2 separate regions of the Homo sapiens genome follow, and region 2 is linked to region 1. The links are chromatin loops, found by intact Hi-C in ENCODE. Cell type or tissue: heart right ventricle. All regions are shown on one strand.

What was found. A loop is a pair of places that touch in the nucleus more often than their neighbours do. Peaks named below come from ENCODE experiments on the same cell type or tissue, not always from the same donor. Only the 100,000 strongest peaks of a DNase experiment are listed, where the experiment ranks them.
Region 2: it touches region 1 in a loop (2.0-fold over the local background); 4 of 110 quality-filtered maps call a loop at or near these places.

Annotation. Positions count from the first base shown.
Region 1 is chr1:176,689,947-176,694,946 of GRCh38, forward strand. It overlaps PAPPA2 (pappalysin 2), which reads left to right. Exons shown (of 23, transcript NM_020318.3): 5 at 191-484; 6 at 2,180-2,372. Among named protein-coding and RNA genes, the nearest start is that of PAPPA2, 230 kb to the left of the region's middle. In heart right ventricle, a CTCF peak has its summit at 1,896 (motif pointing left); DNase peaks (open chromatin) are centred at 1,812 and 2,705; H3K27ac peaks cover 4,370 bases.
Region 2 is chr1:176,798,634-176,803,633 of GRCh38, forward strand. PAPPA2 (pappalysin 2) reads left to right here. Exons shown (of 23, transcript NM_020318.3): 21 at 1,428-1,499. Among named protein-coding and RNA genes, the nearest start is that of MIR488, 230 kb to the right of the region's middle. In heart right ventricle, no CTCF peak of the experiment used is centred here; a DNase peak (open chromatin) is centred at 2,506; H3K27ac peaks cover 1,604 bases.

The sequences.
Region 1 (5,000 bases):
AATGTGTATTAATTTGTTTAGAGGGTTTCTGTGGCAAGAAAGAAAAGCAATGACTGTATGTTACCAGAAGTTATAAAGTGACTCCTTAGAGGCTGAAATGGAATATTTGATGTTTATCAGAAAACATAATTAAGGATTGGAGAGCTATTCATTCTGTGCTCTGAAAGGCTTTTCAAAACTTTCATTGCAGGTGGCATTGTCCTCAGCCCAGCATATTATGGGATGCCTGGCCACACCGACACCATGATCCATGAAGTGGGACATGTTCTGGGACTCTACCATGTCTTTAAAGGAGTCAGTGAAAGAGAATCCTGCAATGACCCCTGCAAGGAGACAGTGCCATCCATGGAAACGGGAGACCTCTGTGCCGACACCGCCCCCACTCCCAAGAGTGAGCTGTGCCGGGAACCAGAGCCCACTAGTGACACCTGTGGCTTCACTCGCTTCCCAGGGGCTCCGTTCACCAACTACATGAGCTACACGGGTATCACCACTGTCTTGTTTTGTTTTCTGTTAAGAATACATGGGGGCCTTTGAGAGCTGGGAGGGTGGAGGTGTGGGAGCTGATGGGAGAATGATTAAGTGGTCATTTGTGTCGGAGAGTTGAAGTGTATTTATTATAAGGTATTATTATTTTTTCATGTCTTTGAAGAACTTGAAGAAATACTGACATATTAAGGTACTTTGTTCACTGAATTCTCCTCTACTAGATATTTTAAAATATACTTCTATCCTCGATAGTAAAAAAGGCACAGAGCCAAAAGCCCTCTTGTGATCCCCTTGACTTCTAGAATGTGGTTATTCTTATTTTTGCCCGCATTCTTAGACATTTACTCTGAAGAAGAGTCCAATGGAAATAAAGGAAAAGAGTTTATGGGTCAAGGTGGCCCATTGTACTGTTTTTGAAGTTGGTCAACAAGGTGGCTTGGTTAATTTAGGCTCAGCATGTTTTACTGTATGTTACTAAAAAAAAAAAAAAAAAAAATCAGATTCTCTTTTTCCAGCACTAGTCAAGCACAAATTCTTAGCTGCCTACCACCCTTTCCCCACCAAAAGGTGACATCTAATTTTAAAAAAATGGCATCTTCCTGGCCCTCGGAAAAACTTGTCATCTGGTCTTTCTTGCCTTAATTCAGCTTCTGTATTATTCTTCGCTGTCTCTCACGCCTTCCTTGTTTCTTGTGAAAAGTAATAGTGACTGGTTTCCTATAATGGACTCAAAGTTATCCCTAAAATTAAAGACTTATTTGATGACCTAGTACAATGGTGAAAGAAGATATTTTTTCTATAAGTTTTGGGGGCTTGTTTGGTGACAGGTTCTTCTAGAACTATCCAAAAAAGAATAAACCACCACACCCTGGTCATGACTTTGAAGGGAGGAAAGCGTGATGAGCCGATTCTGTCTGTCATCTTTCAAGATGTGTCTATCTGAGTTTCATTGCGGTGAATAATTCAGGTGCATCAGATGTGTAAGCACCAGCACCTCTCCCCCATCAAGGGGCAGAAACACCAGACGATGCCATGCAGAGGGCAGAGCTCTGGAGGCAGCACCTTTGAAGCGGGAAGAGGAAACATTTAGGAAGCTGAGTGAGGCAGTATTTGACTGGTGTGCTTTCACTAGAAAAGTTCCTGGCACTAAGAAAACTCCCTTTCCAACCCTATGCAAAATGTACCTGCTAAAGAGACCTTGCCAGATTCAAAAGTGAGGCTGAGACCACCATTCCCAGCCCTGCTGTCTCATTGGCATTTGGCTCTCTTTCCCCTTGAGCAGCTCCACTGAATACTCACTAACCTCTGCCAACGTCACTGGGCAATAAAGCAGGTGTCTGAAACTCCACAAACGTTCACAAGTGAAAAGGCCATCTGTTGAAACACTGCCATCTTGTGGTTTGCTGAATAAGCAACCATCAGCTCAGAGCAACCTGAGCTGCCCAACTTTAAGGTCATGACCTTGCTTTAGATATGAAAGTGCTGCATCTCTGGTCTCTGTCTTCTCTTACCCTTTCCAGCTTAGACCCTTTCTGGAACAGATTGCATTTGTTCATTCATTCAACAAGTAAGTGCTCATTGAGCCTAATAAGTTAACTCAGCCATGAACAAGACACAAATTTATCCCTGCCTTGGTGGACTTGATGGGTTAAAATCTCCATCTCTTGTGCCACCTTTTTTGTCTCCACAGATGATAACTGCACTGACAACTTCACTCCTAACCAAGTGGCCCGAATGCATTGCTATTTGGACCTAGTCTATCAGCAGTGGACTGAAAGCAGAAAGCCCACCCCCATCCCCATTCCACCTATGGTCATCGGACAGACCAACAAGTCCCTCACTATCCACTGGCTGCCTCCTATTAGTGGAGTTGTATATGACAGGTGAGAGAGGCACTGGCTGTGGGTGAGCTGGCTTATTTCTCTGTGGCATTTCATATGAATGAGGGGAAGAATATGAATCCAGGGGAACTCCAATTTGGAAGTATAAATGTGTGCACCACTGCTCAGAGCTGCTGCTCCAGCCTGCTCTGTTCTCGTTGCTTTAGCAGAACTCATGGGCTCTCTTGTGAGCCAGTGGCTCATCTTAAGTGCTCACTCCCCCCTCAGGGAGGCCTGGAGAGCCTGACCGATGTGACAGGGATAAATTGGCAGAACGGAGAGGGCATCTGCCATTTGTCTCTGTCAGCTGTTCCTCTGTGGCATGAGGGTGGAGTGGCAGCTTGCCACTTGCAGAGTGGTGTTGGGGGAGGGATTACAGCATGCTTCTCCAGGCACTTCTGGGTGTGGGTGGATGGTAGTGTGCCCACTGCCACAAGCTGTGCATCAGAGGGCTTCCCTGACTTACGTAGGTGCTTCTGACACCTTCTCAGCCTCCTGTGCCTCCCCCTCTTAAGGCCACTATCTTATGGAATTGTCATCCTCTGCTTATTTTCCTACCTGCCCCACTTGACTGGCAACTACTGGGGGAGGCAGGATGATTTTTTGTCTCTTTGTCTCTTGCCCTGCCACAACAGACACCTAATGTGTGTTTGCTGAAGAAAAGCATTACACCTAAAACTAACTTTCATTTGTCCTTTGCATATTGGTTTGAAAGAATAACAGATAAATTTTTGTAGAAAGGAGAGAAAGGTAGGAAAATGAATGACATCTGATAATTGGTGAGGGATGGGAGAATGTGGTTTCACTGAGAAGGACCAGAACCCCTTCTGTGACCTGTGCAGACTGACCTCTTTCAAAACCTACTGCTGTATTCTGAATGACGACAGTCCCTGATCTATTTGTGGCACTATATGTGAAGTGTTGTGCTAGGTATTTTACTTGCACTTGTCTTATTTAGTCTTTGCAGTAAACGCAGTTCCTGCTAAATAAGTGAGAATTCTGAGGCATAGAGAAACATACAATGGCAAACCCAAGACCCCACAACTGATTGGAGGTGAACTCGGGAGTCCAGTGGAAATTCGGGAATAAGGAACATAGAATGGATGCTTTCTTTTAATTTAGAGCATTCTTATTTAGCACATCTCTTCTTTGCACCACACTTTCCCTCTGGGTGTCAGGCCTCAGCTAAAGAGAAGGGTGTCGCTGGAGCAAGTTTCCGTGCCCTTCAGCTTTGCTGAAAGCCTAGGGAGAGAGGCAAGAGAGAGACAGGGATAGGAGGAAGCTGGTGAATCCTCTTTCACAGTGGTATTTCAGCCTCTTGGGATTTTGATACCTGTCCCTGATACCTTGATACATACTTAGTGTGTGACACCACTTAGACCTCACAACCCTACAAAGTAGTTTCATGGTCATCAGCGCCCAAACCCTTTTGGGCTCTGTTTGTGAGTCAGCACACATCTGTGTGATGTGTGTGAGAATCATCTTCCTGCAAGTGTGACCTTGTGCAGCTTTGGTCGAACTGCCTGAACAGCAAGTCCTCTGTGGGTGTGTGCAAACCAGAGTTTTACATCCGTTTATGTAACACATGTAAACAATTTAATCTTTGAATTCTCTCTCTGGTACAAACGTTACGATAAAGCAGACATCAGTACGGGCGTGCTGAGAGTCTGTTGGCAGAAAAACCTGCAGTTTGCTTCCTTTTCTCAGCTAGGTGGACTGCAGTTTTGAGACCTCCCAACATGTGTGTCAGGGGGACTCACGTCACATGGCCAGCAATTTGTGTCATGCTTGGAGTTGTGTTTACTCCACCCCAGCAGGTATTTGGAACCCTTATGTCAGAGAAGAGCCCCAGCTACGCACTTAGCAGCAGCCACGGAAGGGCCAAGTGCATCAGAGGAATGAGCTTTGGAGTTTTGTTCATGTTAGAAGTGAGTGCTGATTGGAGTCAGAGGTTGGATCTTAACTACACCTTTTAGTTTCCAAAGTACTGGACGCTCAATGGTGTTTGGGAACTTGCTCAAAGGAATTAAGGAACTTGTTGTGACCTTAGGCAATTTACTTAACCTCTCTGAGCCTGAGTTTTCTCATTTGTAAACATAAGGTTATTACAGGAATTAGAAATCATTTATGAAAAGCACGACACAGCGGCACAATGCCAGTTATGTGAGGTACTTCAGAAATGGGAGCAGCTGTCATAATCACTACCTTTATTTTATAATACTATTTTTCTGGCATATTACAAGATGTTATTGAGACCCTGACTTGATGCCTCCGTTTTCAGATGCGTCATTCACAAGTGGGCTTCTAAAAAGATTCTAAGCATCAGAGGCAAGCCCCTTGAAGTGACTTACCATTATTATGTAGCTATTATTGTGTCTACCTCTTCCAGTTACCTCAGTTATAGTACTTGTAGAACTTTCATAAACTGTATTAATCACGTCATGGATATCCATAAAACAAGCATTCACAGAGGGACTGCTGGGTCCAATCCTGTTGGAAATATAAATCAGAATAGAGCTTGGTCTGGACTGGCTCACAGGCAAAAGAGAGGAAAGAATGTGAATGGAAATTCTCAACACCGCATAGCAGAGCCCTAAGAGAGGATCCAGCAGGTGCAGTGGGTGCACAGAG
Region 2 (5,000 bases), 110 kb after region 1:
ATTATTTCTAGTTAACAGAATTACTGTTGATATGCAAATGGTTCTGCATAAATGGCTGTAAGTGCAGGAGAATAACTCACTTTTTCAGTAGGCTGAACACCCCTTTTGTGTTTACCTTATATATTTATTTTGATAACCCCTTTTTAATACAATAATGACTTAAGCCAAGTCACTTTCAAATATTGCAATATGAAGTTTTGAATATCAAACTTTATAAGGATTTATACTACTTATTTTCCCTCTAGAGAAGCTGTGAAGGAGGAGTTTTAGCTTTTAGCAGTACGACTCCAGAAAAATATTGCAGATCCCCATTCTCCTACCTGACTATGAGGTATATATTTATAGACCTGCATATTAGCATATGTGAATGTCTCCAATCTAATGATTACACATTGTTAGCTTTCTAGAATTCCTGTAGGTGCTATCTCGTGTAAAGCTCCTGTGTTGCCATGTATTCTTTTTCTTCTGAGTGCATGGAATTTCAGTTGGACTGATTAAAATGTGAATATGCAGGTCTGCAGAAGGGTGGGTTGGTAGCAGGCTATGGAGAGAACCTTCTTTTCTCTTTGAAACCTGCCATGGGACTTTCTTTTATCCTTAGAAAAGCATATTCTTTGAGAATTTTAAACTATAAAAAGAAAAAGAAAAAAGTTTTGTGAAAATGAGTTATTATTATTTAACAAAAAGTAGATGACTATTTGTTTAAATATGCATCTGGAAATGGCCATCAGGAAAGAGGCAGTCAACAGCATCTCAAGATGAACGTAACTGCGCTCCCACCAGCTTGATGTTGGTGTCATTTTGAGTAGCAGTGATTTCACACTAGCCCTGTGTGTCCTGCATATGTGTACTGTCTGGTTTCCTACAGGGCAGGCTGCATGATGATACCAAGAATTACAGAGTGCAATTTCACCTCCAGTCCTGGTGTGGGCACTCACATCTTATAATCTAGCATTTCTGAGGTCCACATTTAGTTGAAGAATCTGTAAAACTGTATTTGTCGATCTTTAAAAGCCCATTGTGTGTGATCAACACAACCATCTTACAATTTCTTGTAACATTATTTAAAATTTCAAAATAAGTGGAACTAATATTATGCCTGAAACCAGATGAAACTCATTATAATATTGAGGATGCTTTTTTAAACCACACTACACCACTCTGAAAATTTCGGTATCTTGGGAAAGAGGATGAAAAGTTTCGAGAAATCTCCTCCACTGAGACTTCCTGCCTGAACCACATCTGTCAGGGTGGGCAGTGTGCACGGGAAAGGCTAGATAGCCCCAATCCACTTTATGGGACACAATTAGAAACTAGCTGCTTGAGAAATGGAGTTGGACTCCTGTGGTGAGCTCAGGATTTGCCCCTTCTCACACACAACAAATGTCTTTAATTTTGTTTTCTGTTTTTCCCGTCTTTCCCCTTAGAGCATTGTGTGCACTGGCCGGCGTCAATGGCACCCAGACCCCGTCTTAGTCCACTGCATCCAGTCATGTGAGGTAAGATAGCCTCCCCTTCCCCAACTCAGACTAGAGAACTCAGGTGGATTTAACTTATGGAGCTTGAATCCTTCTAATTTAGGACCTGGTCCCTCTCCTATTCCTCTGTCCTTTGTTTAACTTCTTAAATTAAGTTGGTTCCACGATCTTAAATTTACAGAAATTAGGAGTTCTGATTTTTGTTTTGTTTTAGCAAAATCTTTGGAGATCCACTTTAAATGACTTAATAAAAGCTAACTTAAAAAGCAAGTCAGAATTATTTATGGTTTTGGGATTCTGTAACTGGGCCTTGTTTGAGCTTAATTCACTCAGGGTTTTGGAGACTGATGGCCCACTGACAGGTTTATTTGGCCAGCACAATGTCTAAAACCAATTTTCTTTTTGGTTGCCAATGTTTAAAAATTAGGATTTTTACATAAAATTCATATGTGCATATATAACATTACACACATATGCACACATCCCAAATAAAAATAAATATTTAAAACTCTGCACAAAGATTTTTCTCTTGAAAAACAAGACTAGCTGGCAACCGTGATGACAATTAGCTGGATCTGAGTAGCAGCTGCACCCCAGGTGGGCAACTCTCTCCAGTTAGCACAGCTTTTACCTTTCCCTATGGCTACTTACCTGGTGGGCACCCCTTGTTTAAAATAACTGCCTGGGTCATGCAGGCATCTATGCTTGCAATCTCTTAGGTAGACCTGTTGTCCACTGTTGATTAACCAAACTAGACCTTTACCACCTCAAGAAATCTTGTCTACTTCTTCACATAGTAGATTCCCCAATCAGTGGGGGGATGTAGGCTGCTGTGATTTCTTTAGTTAGATTAACTGAAGTTAATTTTAAAAGTCAACTTTTAAATTGAAGTTAATTTTAAAAGTCAACTTTTAAATAGGGCAGAATATTTCTAAGAAACGATGACCTAGAAATTCTGTCATAGGGGAAGGAGATGCTTACACACACACACACGCACACACACACACACACACCATTTAAGCCCTCCCAACCTAAGAATAGCCAGTGACAAGTACAAGCATTCTCGTCTCAGTCACAACAGGTTTTGTCATCCATATCTCACACTGGAAGGAAATAAGCCACTTAGCAGCAATCTTGGGTAATTATGGCTCCTGTAGGTGCTGCAGAGAGACCCCTTTAACTGCCCTGATTTCCAGCTTCTTCCCTGATGCACACCCAACCCACATGCATGTCAAGTCCATTCTTCTGTATCTCTGTGTTTCTTGATCTAATTCTGGGAATCCAGGATCCACATGAGACTGGAGAGGGGGAAAGGGTGGGGTTTGAGAGAAAAGGGAAAACTGGCTGGGGAAATCATACCAATAAAACAGCACTCTGCGAGCGCATCAGGAAAAATGCTAGCATGGAGTGTGCTTTGTTATGGTGTGGGCCAACAAAACAGCTCATCTTCTGCCATCATTAGAAAAACAGATGGCAGTGGGGTGGGGACGCGGGAGAGAGAAGGAGTGAATCATCCACTGGGCAGGGGGTAAGAAGGAGGGAAGAGAGGAGGCCAGGGAAGGAGGGAGATAAACAGACAGAAGACTGGGGAGCTGGGAACAGATCAAAGGGATCCTGAGAATTCCCTTCTGCTGCTTCTATGCATGATCTCAAGTGGGAGGGTGGATGACAGGGCTTGGAGCTGGCTTCCGTGTTTCCCAGAGGGTTATAATACAGACCTTTTCCCATTTGTTCTCCCCTCCTCCCTGCACCCCAGCACATCAGCGGGGTCACTTATCCAGAGCTTCCTAGGCTGTCGTCAGTCCCTTTGTTGATGTGACAAGGAACAAAAGCTCCATGTCTCCTCTGCCTGACTGCTGGGCTGATGTCTCCTCTGCCTAACTGCTACCAGGCAACAGCTGTTGGTTCCCCTGCTCCAGTGGTTCTCAGCATCACCTGGGAGCCTACTGGAAATGCACATTCTCAGGCCCCCGAATACCTACTCGATCAGAAACTGGGAGTGGGGCCCAGCAGACTGTTTTAACAAGCTTCCAAATGATTCTGAGGCTTGCTAATACTTGAGAACCACCGCCCCAACCGAGAGTTTGTTGTGCAGCAATAATTGTAGCTAACATTATTTAGCCACTTTGAGGGTGGAAGGAAGATACAACGATACAGGTGAATCAATCCCTGTAGGAAAGGAAGGGGAACTGGACAGGAGAGGAGAAGGAGAAACAACTCTGAAGAAATAAGTAATAAAAAATGCAAAGAGGCGGGTGAAAATGAAAAAGAAAGGACAAGAGAGGCTGAAACTGGCATGCTCTAGGGGCAAATTGGCAGACACTTAATTCTTTACTGGAAAAAGTCAGCAAAATATATTAGGGAGAACAGAAGAGTGTCAGGGACAGATGGAGGGAAAACAGACTGGAGGCAAGATAAAGCCAAGCCGGCCAGGTAGGAGAGAGGAAGCTTTTAAAAGTGCAGCACAGAAATCTGAGCTCAAATAAGGTATTTTGTTACCCAGTATCTAAAAGGGTTTTCTGCTTTTTGCTTCCCAGTACTGAATATCATTCTAAGAGGCCTCCTTTTAATATTTAGCCTTGTAAGGGTGGAGTGCCTCATTCATTATTTCTCCCAATAAGCCCAAGGCAGTAAATCCACCAGCTCAGTATCCTCAGCCCATATTGCCCTTCATGTTACTTCAGCACTTTTGTTTGCATCATATTCTCTTGGCATAAGGATTTGCTTTCAATTATCCACTATTCTGTGCTGCTTATGTTTTCTGAGGTGCCACTAAGACTTTCTTTAAAAACTCTTATCTAAATAATTCCATCTTCTTATGTTAGGTCATAAGCCAGTTGTTGCTGCTTGTGTTCCCATTGTCCCAGCAAGAACACACGTATGCTACATATCTGCAATCCAAAATTGTTGGTACGTTCAATTCTATTTTTCTAGTTGTTGCTTGCATTTGGCCTTTGAGACCTGAATACTCCTTGTATCTTCTGTTTCTTTCGTAAACTGCATATGGGCAAGGAATGGCAACTTAGTTAATGGAAAACTTTTGAAGTCAAACGACCCTAGATTCCAATCCTGGGTCAGCTGAGTAGTGTGAGCCTCTGTATTGGGAACTGGGTCAACAAAGCTATTTTAAGGAGTTGTTAAGAGGGATGCATGTGATAGCATACATAACGCATTGAGTGTCATGCCTGGCCCGTAAGAGATTCTTACTGGTGTCATTTATTTAAGCTATTAGCCACTTCGTGAATGTTTACTGAATGAGTAAAGCAGAATGCAGGGGCATTGCTGCTGGTGTAGCCCCAATGTAATTAGTTGTAAACTGAGGATGTGAAAAAGGAAAGGAAAGGAAAAGAAAAGGGAAATCGGTCATACCAATAAAGACCAACTGAGATCCATAATTCACAAATGACTTGGAGACATCGATTGTGTCCAATCAGTCATCAGGTCAGTCGGTCACCAGATCATTATATGAGTAGCTCTACTCATTCCTACAGTTGCCCACACTGGTTGGGACCTCAACATTTC